Regions from separate parts of the Homo sapiens genome. Here all the other regions are linked to region 3. A link is a contact called in ENCODE Hi-C data. All regions are on one chromosome and are shown on one strand. The core of a region is the stretch at or near the end of the contact, and the rest is flanking DNA. Distances in the headings are between cores, read along the strand shown.

The links. Hi-C counts contacts between places; a loop is a spot of excess contacts on that map. Pooled maps may share reads with other maps.
Region 1: a pooled map shows a loop between it and region 3 (5-fold over the local background). The contact joins the promoter of ADIRF here to the promoter of KIF20B in region 3. A Hi-C loop is called at or near these places in 4 of 50 pooled maps.
Region 2: a loop to region 3 is called in a map of naive thymus-derived CD4-positive, alpha-beta T cell, with 16 times the contacts of the local background. The contact joins the promoter of FGFBP3-AS1 here to the promoter of KIF20B in region 3. A Hi-C loop is called at or near these places in 1 of 168 maps with a recorded cell type or tissue (naive thymus-derived CD4-positive, alpha-beta T cell) and 7 of 50 pooled maps.

The regions. Positions count from the first base shown.
Region 1 is chr10:86,966,957-86,969,771 of GRCh38, reverse strand. ADIRF (adipogenesis regulatory factor) reads right to left here and starts at 1,290. Exons shown (of 3, transcript NM_006829.3): 1 at 1,167-1,290. The coding sequence starts at 1,227. It overlaps ADIRF-AS1 (ADIRF antisense RNA 1), which reads left to right. Exons shown (of 2, transcript NR_170185.1): 1 at 1-730. RefSeq lists enhancers at 1-344, 1,851-2,603, 2,584-2,763, 2,604-2,815 and a silencer at 186-480.
Region 2 is chr10:91,906,330-91,909,432 of GRCh38, reverse strand. FGFBP3-AS1 (FGFBP3 antisense RNA 1) reads right to left here and starts at 1,304. Exons shown (of 2, transcript NR_199602.1): 1 at 1,184-1,304; 2 at 85-536. FGFBP3 (fibroblast growth factor binding protein 3) reads left to right here. Exons shown (of 2, transcript NM_152429.5): 1 at 1-35; 2 at 386-2,849. The coding sequence starts at 464. The coding sequence ends at 1,240. RefSeq lists an enhancer at 307-601 and a silencer at 505-1,074.
Region 3 is chr10:89,699,848-89,703,067 of GRCh38, reverse strand. It overlaps KIF20B (kinesin family member 20B), which reads right to left and starts at 1,478. Exons shown (of 33, transcript NM_001284259.2): 1 at 1,388-1,478. RefSeq lists enhancers at 800-1,316, 1,317-1,832 and a silencer at 1,877-1,956.

The DNA.
Region 1 (2,815 bases), core at 41-2,540, 2.7 Mb after region 3:
ACTTAGCCCTGGGGCTTGCAGTTTTGCCAGGTCCTTACTGCCTCCTCCCTCCTGTGGCCTGCCCGGAGGGGCACACAAGCAAAGCCAGTGCCTCTGTGGACAGGCAGCTTAAGACATTAGGAGACAAATGAAGGAAGGAGGCAAAACTTCCAAGGCCGGACTATCTCCTCTGGACCAGAGTTTCGGCCTGCTGGGAATGGAGTCACCAGCCCCGGGGGGGCTGACAGGTGGCTCCCGCCTACAGAGCTGTAACTCATCCCTGCTGCTGAACAGGAAAGGGCCTGCCTTACCCAGATCCCATCCTCCGGAAAGGGTTAGTCAGGCAAGTGTGCTGAGAGGCCCCTGGGAACCTCGTCTCGATTAACCCATCAGAAAGCAGCCCATCCTTTGCACCCAGCTCTCAGATGGAAAAGTGAAGCCCAGAAGGAAGGGACCTGACACGGAGGCTTCCTTGGTAGCATTTCAGTCTCAAGGGAAGAACTGTGGGCCTCCCCTGGAGCACTGGTGAAGTAAGGGGTTGGTTTGGATATTGTCTCCTGACTGGGATATGGGCAGGACTGACAGGGAGCTGGAGTCCTAACGAAGCCTGGGCTAGGTGCAGGAAGAACCAACCCAGTGGTCTCCTGACATCTCCCACGCCCCCACCGCAGCTGGGTCACCTCCAGAATACGGAGGAGAGAGCTGGAGGTGGAGGAACTAAGGACCTTCTTTGCCAGGTGGGGACTTAAAGGTAAGGCGACGATTACTTTTCGGCGATGGGGGTGGGATGGAAACAAAGCCCTTTGAGGTCTGGGGCAGCCTCTGGTGGCGCGCGCGGGTTTAAGTGGTGGCGGGCCGCGCCCGATCCCTGTCCTGGACCTTCACCCTCTCCTGAGGGCCTGGGCGGGCCGCCCAGCGCCAGCATGGCCTCCTTGGAGGGGCTCCCGCAGTGCCCGCAGCGCAGCTCCGGCTCCTCCGGAGCCTCTGTTCCGCTGCCTCCCTGCGGGCACCATCTGTCTGCTCGCCGGGGTGGGCGTTCTGCCTGCCCCCTGCGTCTCAGTGGAGGACCGAGCCTTCCGAGCCAAGCTGCCGGTCCAGGAACTTGCGGACCGCGCCGACCCGCTGCTTCTGCCTGCGCATCCACGCAGGTGCCCCTGCCTGAGCCCTAGGTCGCGCGCTATCCTCACCGGCTTCCTGGGCGGTCCCCTCCACCTGTTGCTTCAGGTCCTGCAAGCCCTTGCTTGCCATGGCTTCGGGGTATCTGTGGAGTCGTCAAGAGCAGCTGGAGCGACGTTGGATCCTGCCCAGAGTGGCGATGCCAAGCGCCAGCTCCGGTTTTTAAGGCGCCCCAGGGCTGGCCTGCCCCGCGTAGGGGAGAGGGCGCGGGGCGGTTCCCGTCATACAGGCTCCGGGGAGTGGCCGGGCCCTGCTCCAGAGTCCGCAGGGCAGGGAGCACATCCTGGCCTAAGACGGGCCGCGGTGGGAAAGGGGCAGACCGAACCAGGGACCGAAGAGGTGCCAGGACAGGGGTCCAGAGAGGAGCTGGAGGCAGGAGAAGGGCGCACACCACCTCCCAGCTCATCAGCCCCAGCCCTCCCTTTCTGATCCTGGGCGTGAGCGCTGGGTCAGCTCCAGGGCAGGAGCTCAGGGCTGGTGTTGACCTTAATGACAGCAGTGGTCTTTTACTGAGCATTTGTCTTGTGCCAGGTGCTGCCTAACGCTCTGCAGTCTCTTGTATAATCTTTACAACCACCTCCTGAAGTGGGTATTTTTGTTGATAGCATCAGTGTATAGGAGGAAACTGAGGCAGTGAGGTCGGTCTCACCCAAACGCATGTGGCAGGGACTTGGATCCTCGAATCTGCCTAGGTGCCTGTAAACCCTAGGGCTCTGGCATCATCGGAGCCCCCAGCCCCAAACAGCTGCAGGGGCACTGCTGACTGGCTCTCTGCCTGTAGCCAGAGACCCAGTGGATGCAGCCGGAGAGGGCCTGGTAAATCTTTCCCCTGAGAGGGCGAGATACAGGTGTGTGCACTTGCAGACCATGCAACCCCAAGGGGGAGAGGGCAGTGTGCCTGTGCAGCCCAGGCAAGGAGATTGCCGTCTGTCACCGAAGCCTTAGGAAGTTGGGCAGGAAGCATGGCTCAGGGAGGGCAGGAATAAGCTTGGGCCTCTCAGGTCACCTTTCCTGAGATGGGGCAGGCAAGGCGCTAGAGAGTATGACTTGTGGCTGTTAGGAGGGGACTTAGGGACCTGGGCCTGAGTGGAGAAGATCATCCTTGGGTGCAGCAAAACAGCTTGCAAGATACATTCCCCTGGCACACAAGGGGTGTAGGTCAGGCCCCACCCAGCTGGGTATACTCCCACTCCAGAGTAGGCCTTCAGGACCTGGAGGCCAGTGCACACCCACCCTGCCTTTCTGGGTCTCTCTACCGCTTCCTGTCCGGGGCTGTTTCTTGCACCTCTGCTGGTGTCTCCCCTATTCTGGAGCGCTGGGAAGCCCCTGCCACACAGGCTTGGTCTGCTGGCACATACCCTGCTTCTAGTGCTGCGGGGTCAGCCCCTAGAGGGAGTTGTTTGGAAGTGCACCTGTACACACACACACACACACACACACACACACACACACACACACACACACACGGTATGGATTAATGGAGATGAGGTCAACCCTGGGCAAAGGGAAGAGGCAGGTGATGAGATTAGGTGGAGGAAGGGGGAGGGAGCAGGTCTCAGGCAAAACAAAGCGGCAGCAACAGTCCTCCCAGCCCCCCGCCCCTCCTCTCCCAGAGCGAGGCCTTGCCCTGGGAGCGGCCATATGGATGCCTTGGGGACTC
Region 2 (3,103 bases), core at 55-2,554, 2.2 Mb before region 3:
CCCTAATAAGGCTTTGGCGCCTCTCCCAGAACTCGGTAAGTTCAAAGTGTAGTAAAGTGCATGTTTCCAAGGAATCATCTGAAATGATTTTGTAGATAGTTTATTGCAGGTTGGAGAAGGGAGAAAATGAAGGAAGGGGTAGAGGGGGCAATTATCACGCATCGTTTTGCTATCGTATTTGCAAGGGGAAGAAAATCTCAATGCATACATGGTTCGAAAGTGATTATTTAGACAGTAAGCAGTTTCCCCAGGAAAGCTCCTCAGAGGGTCTCCTCGCAGGCTGCAGATTCTAGAAAGTCTGCGGAAGAGTAGTTCGCAGGTGCATGTGTCTGGGCGAAGCGCTGCGTGTGGCTCAGTTGGTGGCAGTCTCTGCCTCTGTCCGCAGGTCCTGGGGAATGCTCTTTGCCTGGTCCAGCCCCGACAAACGTGGTCTGAGAACAGCGGAGCGCGGAAACCGCGGAGCATGACTCCTCCGAAGCTGCGAGCGTCGCTGTCGCCGTCGCTGCTGCTGCTGCTGAGTGGTTGCCTCCTCGCGGCTGCTCGGAGGGAGAAAGGGGCGGCTAGCAACGTGGCGGAGCCGGTCCCCGGGCCCACTGGCGGCTCCTCGGGTCGCTTCCTCAGCCCCGAGCAGCACGCGTGCAGCTGGCAGCTCCTGCTGCCCGCCCCGGAGGCCGCAGCGGGCAGCGAGCTGGCGCTGCGCTGCCAGAGCCCGGACGGGGCGCGCCACCAGTGCGCCTACCGCGGGCATCCGGAGCGCTGCGCAGCCTACGCCGCTCGCCGCGCGCACTTCTGGAAGCAGGTGCTGGGAGGGCTGCGCAAGAAGCGGAGGCCCTGTCACGACCCCGCGCCGCTCCAGGCCCGCTTGTGCGCGGGCAAGAAGGGCCACGGCGCCGAGCTGCGGCTAGTGCCCCGCGCGTCCCCGCCCGCACGCCCCACCGTCGCGGGATTCGCGGGGGAGTCCAAGCCCCGGGCCCGGAACCGGGGGCGGACCCGGGAGCGTGCGTCCGGCCCAGCCGCTGGGACCCCGCCTCCCCAAAGCGCACCGCCCAAAGAAAACCCCTCAGAGAGGAAGACCAACGAGGGCAAGAGGAAGGCGGCCTTGGTCCCCAACGAGGAGCGACCCATGGGGACCGGGCCCGACCCCGACGGGCTGGACGGGAACGCGGAGCTCACGGAGACCTACTGCGCTGAGAAGTGGCACTCCCTCTGCAACTTCTTTGTCAATTTCTGGAACGGCTGAGACTGCCTGCCGGCTTAGGGAGGGTTGATGGGGGAGGCGTGGGGAAGGGAAAGCTAAGGGCGTCTTAGACCGGGGGGTACTGTGATAGAGATTGGGGAGAAGTCCAGGTTCTCGAATGGGGGTGGGGGCAAGGGTAAGGGTGAGATGCTTGGGATGAGAGTGTAAGGGGTATGGAGAATCTCTGGGATAGCAGAGAAGTTAAAAATTTTGAAAAGTCTCAGTCCTGATTAAGAGCAGGAAAAATAATGGAAACAGAAATAGGCGTACTTTAAATGTGCAAAAACTGGAGACTGGGGAGAGAAATCGATGCAGAGGGAGGCTGAGAATAAGGGGGAGATAGAGTGACTAAAGTGATGTGAGTCCCATGTGGGGAGGGGGATGCAATGTTTATTGTTTAACATTTCTATTAAATGCAGCCATGAGCAATTGCCAACCTGAGCCAGGTTGAATCAATGTCTTCTCACTTAATCAGCTAACAAGACTGCAGACTTTTTTTCCGTTTCTGAATTGGTATAAACTTGGATGCGGCGTGGTGGGTGTCATAGATAACCTCTATAGGGACAGAAGCCTCACAGGTCAAAACTGGCTCCAAGGAAAGTTTTGCAGAATGATTTCCTTTCCATTCTTTTAGAAGAGCTACCTTTTTTTTTTTTTTTCCCTGACAGGGTCTGGCTTGCCCAGGCTGGAGTGCGGTGGCTAGTCACAGGTGTAATAATAGGCACTGCAGTCTCCAACTCCTGGCCTCAAGGGATCCTCACATCTTAGCCTCCAGAATAGCTAGGAGTAGGAGTAGCTGGGACTACAAGCATGCACAGCTGCACTTGGCTTAGAAGTGCTACTTTATTTTTATTTTTGAGACAGGGTCTTGTGTCATCCAGACTGGAGCAGTGGTGCAATTATGGCTCACTGCGGCCTCGACATTCCAGTCTCAAGTGATCCTCTGCCTCAGCCTCCGGAGTAGCCAGGACTACAGGGGTGTGCCACTAGAAGTGCTACTTTTTAACGAAATGGTGACTAATGTTCTGGAACTTTCCCATTAACCTTCTGCATTTAGAAGGAATTATAGATGTTGAGTGCTCCAGTAAACAGTGATTCTCTTTATATCTGATTTTTTTTTTTAAACAGCTAAAATGTAAGTATGTATCTCAGAGTCATTTTGACCATTATGGAAGTTGTATCTCTCTGTTTCATGTAACTAATTATTAATATATTTCATTTTTAGTGTGATGTAATGAGAGACTGTGTGTGTATGTTAGGTGCTCAATAAAAACTGTATGGTTAGATTTAAAGAAGTGGCAAGGCAATGGAAATTCTACCTGCATTTGATCTACTTCCAAGTACACCTTGAATTAAGTTCTTAAACACATCTTGAATTGCTGGGAAAAGACAGAAACTAAGAAGTTGACATAAAGCAAGAGTCACAAACTGGCAGCCACCTGGCCTTATCATTGTTCTATTTGATTTGCACCCTGGTTCTCTTTCTTTTTCCCTTCCTCCCCACCTTCCTCCCATCCATTGTTGAATCTGTGGATGCAGAGCCCACGGATGTGGAGGGGCAACTATATATATGTTTTTCCATTATATATATAAATGTGTGTGTGTGTATATATGTGTGTGTGTGTTGCAACCACTTATTTGGGAACTTGAAGTTAAATCCTCATGGTCATTCCCTTAACAAGGTGAGATCGCTTTATTCTGAATATTTTGGTCCTCCATTTGAAGCATACCATTGCATACTATATTAAAACAACAACTTCATAGTCCTTGCACCCTAAACACCTATGATCTCAACACAAAATTTGTTCATAATCAGTTAAATTCTAATTCTTCAAATAAGAGTAAATCATTACTTTATTATTCTCA
Region 3 (3,220 bases), core at 229-2,728:
AAAGAATATTCCTATGTACTAAAAGCAGTTATAATAAAGTATTTGTTCATATGCTCATTTTTCAATGAACAAACTACTTCCTAGCATTTCTAAAAGTGTTCAGACTTACTGTAACTTCTTGCGATTTTAGATGACTTCTACTTATACGTGGCCTTCCCAACTAAACTGGAAACTTCTTGATGGCAAGAACCTTGCCTTATACCACTCTGTATCCCCTATAACAAATTCAGCGACTTATGCAGGGATAAAGACTACCTAATGACTTAAAATAATGGTTATAAAGAAAATACTATTCCAAAAAAAAAAAAAAAAGTCGGTCCTAGTCTGTAATATTATCTTTCGTGACAGCAGGCTCCAAGACCTCATTTTTCATTTCAAAAGGCTGCTCTGACTGGAAAACTGCATATTTACCCTCTCTCCAATAAGAATCCACAATTGGAGACTTTGGTGAAAAATAGCAGAATCTGTTGCTGAATGAGGTTTCTGAATGTGGTCTACAACACAAAGCCTCAAAAAAAGTCTTCACAACTAATCGATGAGTATTTTATGTTATTTTTACAATTTAAAATCTGGAGTCTTGGACATGTAAGATAAATACACTGTTACACTACCTAACCCATAAGGCGTGAACTTCTGTAAACTAGTAGTTTAGCAAGAAATATAAGAGAACTGTGCCAGACATGCATCACTGAACCAGCGAGCGAATCGAGATGGAGAAAGCCTTCTAAACTGGGGAATGACAGCAGTCACTGTGCCACAAACTCTTCAGCCTGGCACTGCAAAACCCTAGAAGGGCAAGCCCCAAGGACCAGTAGGAGTAGTCTGGAAATAAGTGCACAGAGGCTACCACAGGGCTCCCCCCGCAAAAAGGCCGTGTTACCTACCAGCCGAGCAAACTGCTCACCTCAGAGCTTCAGAAAACTAGGTGTGGCAAAACAGGCCTGTTCCTCAACAACAACAGAAGCAACAACAATAATAATATTAATAACTGCAAACATTTAGTACCTACTGTGTGCCAGCACTAATAACTTTACACATTACCATTTAATCTTCACAAAAGCCGAAAGAAATAGACACTTCATTGCAGCCTTTTAACTGATAAGAAAACTAAGGTACAGAGAGAGATTAAATGAATTGTCTTGCGTCACTCAGCTAATTAGCAGTGGAGGCGAGATTTAAACCGTAACCGAATTAGTATGACTCATTCCTCGCTGCGTACCCCGTGTTCGCATCGCTCCGCAACCCAGTTCCTGACAGTAACCTCCACTGGGGTATGAGCCCTGTCGGAACATGTCCACATTGCCAAAGCCGTTTCCCCACCTTAGGCCCCATACATGCGCAGTCACCCACCTCCTTCCCCACACATTCCCGCGGGTCACCTCCTCACCTGCAAACTTCGCCTGACTAGCCAGACCCGCGAGCAGCACTGCGATGTTACCGTTTTCAAATTCAAACAATGGCGGCCAGGGCACCGCACTGAACGCTGGGAGTAGGTGGGGCGTCCAGAGCTCCGCCAGGGAGCGTAGCCGGCTCGCGCTGCGGGCTTTCCAGTGGCTACCGGAAGAAGCTCTCCAATATGGGGGCGGGTCTTGAAACGCGGGCAGCCAATGGGCGGAAGCAGGCGTGGGCCGCCCTGGTGCTGACGGTCTGGTTTGCCTCCCAGCTCTGCTAGCCGGGCTTTAGTAGTGCGCTTTCTCGCGGCTGTCATAAGTACCACGCTGTTGACTGGGACACCGATCTCCAATTCTGTCCTTGAGGCAATAAAGATGTGGCGAAGGCCCGAGGTGAGGCCACTGCCACTGCACTTAGTCCTGCGACTCCCCTAAGGACGGGCCGAGGAATGGCGGGCTAGCCACTTCCCAGTCCTGTCCCTACGGGGCAGAAAAAGGCTCGGCATCCCGGGATCCGGAGGGTCACTTCCCTCGCTGCATCCCCATTGTGCAACTGCCAGTCTAAAAATTGATATAGGTAAGCTTATGAATGCTAAAACTAATGAATGCAAGATGCTAAAACAAACAATTAACTGAAAGGTTGTAGGGAAGAGGATGTTAGTATCTCAAAGAATCACCCTACAGATCATTTCTTATTATAAAGGGAAAATAGAATTTTACACTGAAGAGATTTATTAGACATACCTTAACCAAGTGAAGATACTTAGCATCGCTAATATCACCCGATAGTATTTGTGCTAGAAATGTTTGACATTAATCATGAGGAAACAATCAGAAAAAAACAATGTAGAATATTCTACAAGACAACAGGCCTAGGCTCTTCAAAAATGTCAGTGTCATGACAGGAAAAAGAAAAAAACGAAGTGGAAAATTACTTTAGTCGAGAGTCAAAAGAAACCAAATGAAATTTGTGAATCTTGGCTGGTTCATAGTTTTTAAAAAAAAAAAAAAACTTCGAAAGACATTTGTGGACAACTGGGGAAATTTAAATATGAACTACATATTAGATGATATTGAATCAGTTTTAAATTGATTGCATGTGAGAATTAATTTGTGATTAAGTGGAAGAATGCCTTTGTTTTTGGAAGGCGCTTGCTAAAGTAATTAGCAGCAAAGTGTCACAGTGTTTGCGGCTTACCTTCAAAAGATATGGCAAAAAAATAGAGAAAGCAAATGTGGCAAAATATTAGTAATTGGTGAATCTAGTTGAAGGGTATAATGGTGTACATCGTACCAGTCTTGCAACTTTCTAAAATAACAGATTTTATAAAATAAAAAGAGGAGGGGGGAAAAGGAATAGAATTCTGATCTTTACCATGGCCTCCCAGGTCCTGCACAATCAAGTGTCAGCCGACCTCACTCCCCACTAACTGTACAGTAAGTTGATCTGCTCTGGATACCTCAAACACCAACTTCTTTCCAGCATGTATGAACCTTTGCATGGGTTGTTCCCTGTACCTAAATTCTCTCTTCTCCATTCAACACGTGGCACTTCCCTTCATCATTTAGGTTACGTCTAAAATAGTACCTTCTTAAAGAAGACTTTCCTGGCTACTGTATCTCAAGTGAGCACTCTTTTTTTATTTGCAGGTTCAATTTCATTTTTATACTTTTTACAACTAGCAATTGTTGTTGTTCCCCCACCCTGTAAAATCTAAGTTCTGTGAGTAGAATAACTGTGTTTTGTTTGGTCGCTAATGTATCCTCAATGACTCTCTAACACAAGACAAGCAAATCAATATTTGTTGAACAATGAATGAAAGCTGATG